Linked DNA regions of Mus musculus: region 1 is linked to region 2. A link is a loop called in an ENCODE intact Hi-C map of the cell type or tissue named here. Cell type or tissue: left cerebral cortex. All regions are shown on one strand. Links, peaks and the distances in the headings refer to the core of each region. The heading gives the core; the rest is flanking DNA. Region 1 holds the start of D130040H23Rik (RIKEN cDNA D130040H23 gene). Region 2 has its middle 30 kb from the start of Slc18a1.

The links. Hi-C counts contacts between places; a loop is a spot of excess contacts. Peaks named below come from ENCODE experiments on the same cell type or tissue, not always from the same donor. Only the 100,000 strongest peaks of a DNase experiment are listed, where the experiment ranks them.
Region 1: it touches region 2 in a loop (3-fold over the local background); 12 of 42 quality-filtered maps call a loop at or near these places.

What each region holds. Positions count from the first base shown.
Region 1 is chr8:69,268,676-69,274,057 of GRCm38, reverse strand. It overlaps D130040H23Rik (RIKEN cDNA D130040H23 gene), which reads right to left and starts at 2,954. Exons shown (of 5, transcript NM_001384124.1): 1 at 2,867-2,954. In left cerebral cortex, for the core only: a CTCF peak has its summit at 5,314 (motif pointing right); DNase peaks (open chromatin) are centred at 2,122, 3,002 and 5,309; H3K4me3 peaks cover 1,514 bases; H3K27ac peaks cover 1,140 bases.
Region 2 is chr8:69,116,308-69,121,689 of GRCm38, reverse strand. No RefSeq gene overlaps it. Among named protein-coding and RNA genes, the nearest start is that of Slc18a1, 30 kb to the right of the region's middle. In left cerebral cortex, for the core only: a CTCF peak has its summit at 2,649 (motif pointing left); DNase peaks (open chromatin) are centred at 194, 1,737, 2,619 and 5,038; H3K4me3 peaks cover 84 bases.

The DNA.
Region 1 (5,382 bases), core at 332-5,331, 150 kb before region 2:
TAGCAGCTCCCCTACAGGGTGAGCAGAAATCAACAGACTCAAATAGGACAGGCCTTCCACAATAGAGGCAGACAGGTCCCTAGTCTGGAAAACTTGTATTTTAGTAGAAATTCTTCCAGTCTCCCAGAGCACTTCCTGTCTCTCTTCCATGACATGAGGTCCCTTTGATACTCAATGTCTAGTGGAGCCATTTCTTGATCTCACAGCTGGGAAGTCCTGCAGCCAAATTTAGGTTAAATTCAACCAGTAACAACAATTAAAGCAAAAAGAGGCCATTTCATAGAATGCATAAAGGAGTATATAGGAGAAAGGAAAAATAATTTGTAAATGATGTAATTACAATTTCAAAAATTATATTTTAACGTTGAAACCCAGCTTTATGGCCCCACCTGCTCAAGGGACTATCGATTTGTAGAAGACCACACCTAGGATTACTCACACCTTTTCTCTCAGACTCTCCATTTTCATCCAGGAAAAGCAACACTCCTGTTAGACATGGCCATGTCAGTTTGACCAGATCTTCTGTACTGGTTAAACTAGTGTAACTACAGTAATTTGGTTCCTAGAAATAAATTCAGTTCTTTATTCAGATTCTTGATTGCATGTCCTGTGGACCCAAGAAACAGGACATTGATTGATCACCTAAAATTGACTCCCAGAGTACTCATTGGTAATCCCTACTGTTGCCAGAGCAAAAAAGCTCTCACCACCCTTCCTGACCCTGCCTTTCTGTGCTGTGACTACAGCAGTTTCAAAGTTGGTCAGTGAACTCGGTTCTAACACAAGTTCCTCTTCATTTGTAATTTCCTAATAGAAGCCAAGGAGGGCAGAGGACAATCATTCATTGGTCTCTTTTCCCTTTTCCTGGAAGGAGTTGCAGGACTGCCTTTCAAGCACTAGGCAGCAGAGGCAGGATTAGGTGTGGAAAGCAATGATAAATTGCAAGCCTGGGCTATGGGAGACATTGCTGTAAACAGAAATCAATACATAAATAGCATTTGAGAAAAACAGAATAAAATTCCTAACGAGAAGGAAACACTGGAGAACAGAAAGAAATAGAGATTGGAGCAGTGACACATTTAAAGAAAATTACATTTAAAAAGTGATACCAATAACTGACTTTTTTAAAAGGTAAAAATGATGTATAATTTTGTACTTAACTGATGCTTTAGCTACACTGGGTACACAGTACACCGTGTAGCATAGGACCACCACTTAGTTGGAGAATGCTATGACAAATGTGGTCAGCATTGCTGGTGCTCTGTCTGTATTACTCTACTGAGCACATCAGTACATCCCGCCTACCTGCTAACTCTAAGCCCTCTGGTATATTTGTCTCTTGCTATTTTAGTTTTGCCTGTCACCCTAAGTCATTGCAGCAGGCTCAGCGTGCCGAAATGTACGTGTATCATCTCCCTTGACGGACAACTTTTAACAAATTGCTGACTGGAGGTGATGTGTAAAAGCATGATCCCAGCCAGCTGCTTCTCCTGGTGGGGAAACTCCCCGTGTGCTTTACATTGCTTTGGAGTTTCCCTGTGGGGATTCACCTTCAGTTGTTCTCTCTGCTTTTCTCACTTTTCTGCTCCATTACCTCTTCTATGTGTACAACCAAAACACTTTTTTTATTTGAATTACTGTCTCAGTTTCCCACATATAACCTAAATTAAGAAAATAAAAAGTGTACATGTTATTAAGTTAAAAAATTTTTAAAAGGTAAAAATAATTGAAAAAAAAATCTTAGCACTATTGACCTGGAAAAAGAGTAGATCCTTCCTTAGTAGAGGGAATGCCATTAATAAGATATCGATTGACCTTGCCTCTGGGCACAGTGTTAGCTGTTGAGATGTATAACCCATGACACACAGCTACAGCCAGTGAGTGGCCTGTGTCTCAAACCTCTGAGCTGACTTAACTGTGTCAATCCAGGTTTCTACTGGATCTACCAGGTTTGTTCCTCAGTTTGAGAAGGGGCAGTGCTCCTTTTCCACACAGGAAAGCCTCAGGGAAAACCTTGCTAGATCAGGCCAGCCCTCAACACAACAGTGCCCTTCCTTTTCAAAGAGCTGTGTCTTACCCATCGGGCAAAACTATGCTTTTTTAGTGGGAAAAACTAGACCTGTATAGCACACCAGACCTTGATGTTAGTTGTGACCGTGCACTACTTCTTTGAATAGCTTTTAGACAACTAACTGCCTTTTAATATGCGGATTGCGTTAGTGGCTGGTTGTAAATCTTTTGTTAGAGTTTGGGGCCAAATGTCGAGACAATTCTGGTGAGTGAACATGTGTTTCTGATCACCTCATGTCTAAGAAGCCTGGTTAGCATACTACTTATCATCATCTTTAGGATGCTTTAGAGGCAGCCCACCCTTAGCTAAACTCTACTTTGCGTGACTTATTATCTCCTAAGCATTGGTAAATCCTTTCCATCATCAACTCTACCCTTCTCCATCACAGATTATTAGCGGAGTGCTAACGAACACATGAAACGCCATTTACTACCTCCCCAAAACTAACTCCAAATGGATCGTACTCCTAAATATTAAATATGAAGCACAGAAATTCTAGAGATGCTAGAGAAACTGGGACTCTCTGAGTTTGGCAAACTGCCATCTTCAGATGCAACAAAAGCCTGGTGAAACTGACTACAAGGATACTTCTACACACTACCCCTGTTCCCAAGGCTCTGCGCAGATGCAGCTCCCAGACCACCACTGGGGTCTAGGGAGATGCAAATACCACAAAGAATCTCACAGCAGGCTGCATCTAACCACTGCTTCCCATCCGACCCCAGGGAGGGCCAACCACACGGGCTCCCGAGGTTCACAAGCCCACTGCTCACCAGGCAACCGCCCCTCGCTCACCATATCTTCTCTCCCAGGCTCGCGCTTAAGCCGCAGGTAGTGGCAAAGAACCACTAGCACTAAGGAAGCTTCAGATTCCAGCCTGCAGAAAGTCCCCCGGAAGAGCCCGCCTCCCCTTCTGACTGGAGGTCCGCCTCAAGGGTCTGATTGGCTAATGAGACTTGAGTGACAAGAACCTCCCCCTTATGCTTAGAGGATGCAGAAGGGACACAGCACAGTGTTTGCTAGAGCTGATATCAACCCCAAGGCCAGACCTTTCCCGGATATGCACATATTTGCATTTCAGTCGCATTTGCCCCTGCCTCCAACCATTCACCCTTCCGCCTTTCTGCACTCAGCAACATTTCCTTCTTCCTCCTGGACACTGGGTGGCTGGCTTGTGCATCTCATTTCACAATGTGGAGTGGAGTGATTTTTGTGTCCCACAAGTAGAAGGGAGCCACAATATTAACAATTAAGGAGAGATTTTAGGAATCAAAACGTTTGTTCTTTTGCTTGACACTGAGGCTAGGTGAAGTTCAACTGCATGTAACCTGGGAGGCAAGGGTACGTCAGAATATCCTGAGAGAAAAGCTGGAACCAGATCAGAAACACAATGATAGGTATACCTCCCACCAGAAGGCTGAATGGTACTCCACTCCTATAGGAGTTTTCCTCATGAAATGCAGGCCTGTCTCCTGACAAATTAGTAATAATGAAAAGTATAGTCTCCATGGTAACTTGAATACTTAGAATGAATTGGTTCATAGAAACATGCCTTTTATGAACACTATTCTTAGCCAGCATGTTCCTGAGTTAAGGTGAAAAGAACATAGCTGTGTATTAGTGAAGGTTCTCTAGATGAACAGAAGGGATAAAACAGATCTCTATGTAGGTAGAAAGGGAATCTATTAGAATGGCTCACAGGCTGTGGTCCAGCAAGTCCAAGAAGGGCTGTCTACCAACTAAAAGTTGAAGAATTCACTAGTTCAGTCCATTAGGCTGGTTGTCTCAGCCGGTCTTCAGTATAACCCACGATTTTAAAGATAGGGGCTCTAATGCCAGTAAAGAAATGAACTTACAAAAGTAGGCTGTTACCAGAAGGTGTGGCCCAGATTAAAGGTGAATATTGTCACCTCAAAAGATCCTGAAATGTCTTTCCACTTTAAAAGCTTTAATTAAAATCCCTCGCATGTTTTCAGCCCATTGGGTTTTAGTTAATTCCAGATGTATTCAGTCTGACTATCAAAAATTGCTATCACAGCAGACAAAACAGAAATGCTGAGCCAAAGTTCTTACCTGTATGGGCATGGGAGTCATTTCCAAAGCAATGCTGTTTCTCAAAAAAGGAAGCATGGGGATTTTTCTTAGGAAGCCTGGACACATTCACGTGGAGTTCTGCTTATTCCTCAACATGCTCATTTAACAAATACACTTTTGAACATGGTCGCAATCTAAAAGCAGAGACGTTTATGTGCCTTCTAACTCAAAGTCAAGCAGGAACATAAAAAAATTATCTTAAAAGATGGAAGGAAATGTCTCCGGCATGTTCATCTTGTACCACAAGATCATAAATGAAAATCATGTGTTAATCTAGCCAGGAGAGAATAAGGCCACTACCACAATTTTGAGCCAAATTTGAACCAAGCTTGATTTTATTGGGATGCACCCAAGAGCTAGCCAGCAACTGCCCCCTAAGTCAGGTTAAAGAGAGAAACCCTTCATTTTTGACCCACTTTAAGGAGTAAAATCATAAGATTTGCCAAGCCAGTTTACAGAAGGGAGACATGGAGGCAGTAAAGTAATATGAAAAAATATCTCAAAAACACACACTATGGTCATTATGTGATTAGCAAGAGTGGTTAGGAAGGGTCAGGAATGTTCAAGGCGTCCTCAAAAATAAATCAAGGTCATGAGTTGGGACAGGTCAAGCTCCAGGAAACAAAATTAAAAGCAGCAGCTCAGCTCTTACAGTAAATGGAAACCTATTTTTTAAAAATACAGCATAATGGCTGCTGCCTTCAAAATGGAGTCAGGCAGGTTCCTCATAAGTAAATGAGTCTGTGAATATATCTTACTTAGGAGCCAATAATACCTGTTAATTATGTTTTATACTCTTAAAGATAGATGTATCAATTCAATAATTTTCACACATACAAATGAGAGAGAGCACAAATATAGCAAACATCAAGGAAAAGTCACCTATTGGCACCGTAGACACTGTACTTACAGTGAACAGCTACACTGAGCTATTCTATGCTCAGAAGGCTGCTTTCGCCTCTGAGCAGGCTGGCTCAGAGGAAGGCGATGGCTGTTGCCATGCAGAATAAGAAAGAGTTCATTTTAACCAACCCTGGCTGCTGTCTCTCTCAAGACTGTGACATCCACAAAGATTTATTTTTCTTTTTTATGTTAGTAATGAGTGTTTGCCTGCATGAGTCTATTCAGAACCCACAGAGGCCAGAAGAGGGCAGACGATCCCAGCAACTGGAGTCATAGCATATTATTAGTAACCTTATGTGTCCTGGAACTGGAAC
Region 2 (5,382 bases), core at 125-5,124:
GGGAGAGGGAATTAGAAAACAGTGTGTTGGTGTGCTCTGCGGCAGCTGCGGGCCCATTTTTGCATCTGCTTACAAACCTGCTGTCCGGGCGGCGACCCCTGCTGCTTTGCTTGGGCTTTGGGAGGGAGCATGGCCCTTTGTTTAATCGTAGCCTTCTGACTAGAGCCCTGGGGCATCTGGGCAGGTCTCAGAAAGGGGTGCGGGATGGGGGTGGGGGAGCAGATGAGTTTAGATCCGAGAGTAACTTGGTGATGAGGAAGTGCAGGCTTAGCTCACTGCGTCTTCGCGGTCCAAGCTGGCTGCTCTAGCTCATCTTCAGTCCAACCTCAAACCCCAGAGGTATTATTATCGTCATCATCATATTTTTTATTTGTTTCTTTTTAAACGAGACGCCCAAACCAGCACCCCAGACTGAAGGGGTCTGCTCCAAAAGCCAGAGCTTGCGAAGTCGATTGAGCAGAGATGACTGCAGTGTATATCTCTGATTCTGGGGCTTGAGTCCAGTTATCCATTTTTCCTTCTATAAAATATTAGTTGTCTGCTATCCTCTGAAAGGTTTGCCCTTTCAGAAAACACTTAGTATAGAGCACACGCACGCACACACACACACACACACACAAGCACAAGAGTATAATGCCAGTAACTGGGGTAAGTTACTTTGTCAGGAGCCATCTAGTACAGGCTAAGGCTAGCAGGTGGCCTTCCTGGAGGTGGCTCACCGTTTTTTGTTTCTTTTTGTTGTTATTGTTGTTGGCATGATCTTCGATGGGTGAGCTTGATGGCAAGGTCCCAAAGAGACTTCATCTCAGGATTGCTTCTTGTAGTTGATATGCCTTTCTTGTCGTTATTAAATTAATATAATAACCCCTGGGCATTAGCCCACCCTATTGGTCAGATTTCCTACAGATTAACATAAAGATAAACTTTCATGAATTAATGCTATTTTGATGAATTATTGATTCTATAGAATTTCAGATTTGATTCCAATAATTTTAAGAAAAAAGTTTTTTTTTTTTTTTTTTTGGTTTTGTTTTGGTTTTTTGGGTTTTTCGAGACAGGGTTTCTCTGTGTAGCCCTGGCTATTTTGGAACTCACTCTGTAGACCAGGTTGGCCTCGAACTCAGAAATCTGCCTGCCTCTGCCTCCCAAGTGCTGGGATTAAAGGCTTGCACAACTACTGCCTAGCTAAGAAGAAAGTTTTAAGAGCTGGTTTTAGTTGCTTTGCTAGAAAGATGTAATACTGTTAGAATCAAGATTAGAATGTTCCCACTCCTCATAATAGTAAGTAAAGGCTGCATAAATATAATGAGCTTTCATAATTACACTAAAAAGAGAAATAGGCTTGGGACAAATTTGTGTTCAAGGAAAAACATTTAGGTTCAAAGACAAAGTCACAGGTGTGCACTATGATAAGGCAAGGCCATGTAAAAACTGTTGCTTTGAACTTATAACAAGCTTGCAAATGGAAACACTGCCTTGAACTTAATAGCAACATCCTTCTGTAACTCCCATTTTATGTAACATTTTATCTCTGAGGTAATTTTCTAAAGAACTTTTTGTCTAAGAAGATATAAAAAGGCCAGAGAAAAGAAATAGTTGTTGGTGGGATGGTTTGGCTTGGGGGGCTTTGCCGCGTCCGTCTGTCCTCCATCCATCCATATGTACATGTCTGTATATATACGAGTAGGTATATGTGTATTATGTAAGCATGCATTAATACTTTGTGGAGCTGGCAGACAGACTGTCCAGCCCAGCCAGCGTGTGGGTGTATGAGTGTGTCTGTGCATATCTGCCTGTATAAAGACTTTTCCTTTCCTTTCCTTCCTCTCTGGTTCACAGAGTTAACCAGCCGAGTCACAGAGGCTCTGGCTGCCTGAACAGAGAAGGAAACAAACAATAGCAATAAATTCTTTACCTAATCACTCTGCTGTTAGCAACAAGTGTCGGTAGCTCCCGAGGCAGGTAGCTTCTGGCCTCAGAGTAACTAAAGTCAAGATAGGTATGTGTTATTATAGAAAGGAACCCCACTCTTTCCCAAGACCCCATCTTGCCCCTGATGCTCCTCCCCCTCTTCAGTTTTGCCTCTTCATAGAGGACCCCTGCCTGGGCTAAGCTCCTGGCACCACTGAGAGCCAGAAAGTGCACATAAAGTGAAGATCCTTGAGGAAACACAAGGTGCCATACTAGTTTCAGGCTTGGAATACATTCTTCTAGGAATGGTCACGTTTCCCACCTGTTTTGTCTTCCATTTGAGAAAAGATGCAAGGGCAGCCATTGGGTTTTGTGATGTGGTGCAAAGGATAAAAGGCATTCTTATGGGAATCTTTAAAGCCCAGTGACTTCCCAGGACACGGAGGGGAAAACCATGTGCGGCTTCCTCATCAGGCTAACTCATGGTTGTTCCCAGAATTCCTTTGGTTAATGAAACCCAGTGGACTCAGTAAGCCTTGAGATCGCTGCCAGGCTCACAGTAAGTACCGACGCCAGCCACTGCTCTCCAACCTTAGGTGAAAAAACTTTGGTGAGGTTTTTGGTGTGCAACAGTGGAGGCTACAAAGACAGACCCGGGTGGAATGAGAGCAAGGGAAGGAAAAGAAAGGAAATCTCCGAGGAACACCAGGGGCCCTCTACTGGCCAAAGCATTCAACTGCTTTCCTGCCAGGTTTATTGACACCTTGTGGTGAAAACTAGAAATGCAGAAAGTGCTACAAGTTTGAAAATTAATTGTATGTATTTTTTTTTTAATTGTATGTATTCTTACACTGGGATTAAAAATACTGACGCCCTGCTGGGCGGTGGTGACACACACCTTTAATCCCAGCACTTGGGAGGCAGAGGCAGGTGGATTTCTGAGTTCGAGGTCAGCCTGGTCTACAGAGTGAGTTCCCAACAGCCAGGGCTATACAGAGAAACCCTGTCTTGAAAAACCAAACCAAACCAAACCAAACCAAACCAAACAAAACAACAACAACAACAACAAAACCAAACCCTGACACCCTGAGAAACTATTGGCAGTTAATGGCTTTTGGGAAGGGAGAATTAGTTTCCTTCAGAGATGGCCAACTTGGGAGGCTAGCCATGGTCCCACATCCATACACACACAAGCAGCACTAAGTGGACTCATTTTAAATATGGGTAGCTCCTAGTCAGGTCCCTGGCCTGCCACACTGGATTAACCCTTAAGGGAGGAGGTGGACCCTGTTCTTTACATTAGATATAACATCTGCACAAAGCAAATGAAACACATCTACACAAAAGCACACCTTTGTAAAACTCATTCATGATGATCCGAAAATGTAAATGACTCAAATGCCCACCAATCAGGGAATGGATGTATGCAACATAATTTATCTAGACATTACTCAGAAATAAAAAGAAATGGAGACATGTTTTAACATTAATAATCAGTGAAATAAGACAGACACAAAAAGCAACATACTATGGTTCTAAAATCGAACGGGTAAATCCACACAGGAAGAAGAGTGGCAGTTACCTGGGACAGGCTATGTCCCAGGAAATAGGGAATGACTTCTAGTTGGTACAGCACCGTACGAGGACGGTGGACATGAGATTCTAAGACTATGCTGAAGACCGCTGCATGGCGGGTAAATAGGCAGACTGTTCAGTATGTGGTGTTCATGGTCCACATCCCCTTCAGTGGCTCAGAACATTCTCTGTACTCCATGTCCTCCTGTAAGTACACAACCCTGTACCTTTATTAAATGCCTTCGTGGCTTAATACGTGCATTTCACAGTTCAGAGTACCTAGCAAAATGCATGGGTAACTGGTATATTTTCCTCAAAGAGAATGCTGGAAAGGGCTCTTCAGAGGGTCATAACCCGTTTTGAATGTTTGTAGTGAAGTCAAACGAGGCAGTAAATCTGCAATCATGTCCTGTGCTCCCAAATGCTGGCCTAGCCTAGGTCCAAACTACTTACTGCAGAAGAATGAGCTGCTCCTAAGTGAACTCACACGCTGGCCACACAAGACAGGCCACTGCTAGCTGGAACCTGTTACTTTTATGAATGGACCTGAAAGGAAATTGCTGGCCAAAGTCTTCCCATGTCAGCTACCTCTTCACTGCTGTAACTGCACCTCGTACCCAGTCCCTTTGGAACCAGACTTGTCTCCTGGTATTGCCATCCTCCTGTCAGCTTCTGTCACTTTAGACAAGTGTCTCTCATGGGACAGGGACGGGGAAGCACACAGAGCACATTGAAGAACAGTGTTTGCTGATCCTCCTGACCAAATGGGAGGCAGAGGAGTAGACTCATTAGTGTTGGCTTTTAAAGCTGTTCTACGGTCCTGGGGTTGAGGCTCAGTGCTAGTTAATACCCTGGATTTAATGGCCAGCACCTCTGTAGTATTGCTAAAGAAATGTTTTCTCCTAGTTACCTTTCTTCTCTTCCGTGGGACTTTAAGCCTCCTGAGTGCTAAGAAAATGGGTGTTCAGAACTATGCTTGCAATTGTTTATGAAATGAAAAACAAAAGAACCGTTCTATTGCTGCTGCTTTGAGGTTGAGAACCAGAGTCTCACATACACTAACGAGGCAAGTTTCTAGCATTGACATGTATCCTTAGCCACAAGAACTGTCAGACACATGTTCATTTTGGTTAGATGAGCTGTTGCCTAATTACGCCACTGACTGACCCACACAGGACACTGATCTCTAAGTATATGCATTTACCAGCAGCCGCGGCTCTCCTAGAACTAGCTTTGTAGATGGAGCTTGTCTAGAACTCACAGGTCTGCCTGTACCTGCCTCTCAGGTCCTAAGATTATGTGCCACCACCCTGGGAAATCTCTTCTTAGATATGACTCCTCACATCTGTCAAATATGACTCAGTGCAACTTTATCTTTAGAGTTTCTGACAGAATTCTTTGTGCTTACCTGTACTTTCCAAGGTCTGTCTGCACAATGCGTGTGTGATGAGTAAACCATTGCTGAAATTGGTCTACTGCTAGGGCTATGCCTGAGTGCTGCTAAAGACTAAGTGCTGGGAAAAGCACAACAGAATCAGGGAACAGAATGTCTCAGTTCAAAGCACGATGAGGTTTAAAGTCATTTCAACTTGGATCAGTCTGGCATCACTGGCTTGGTCCCAAGTTCTGTATTTGCAGGACTTCTGGTCACCCACATGGGAGAGGCTTGGATTCTCAGAGGCTAAGAATCCTACCTACCTTCTAGAAAATATACAAAAAGAACAGAACAGATTATGAAGATCCCCATGCAAGGAAAGATCTGGGTTTAAACTGCTCAGTGATGGGAAGAGGAATCAAAAACTGTCTGAAGGCCGGAGTATGCCACAGCACGTATGTGGTCAGAGGAACACTTTTTTTTTTAAAAAAGATTTATTTTATAAATGTGAGCACAATGTC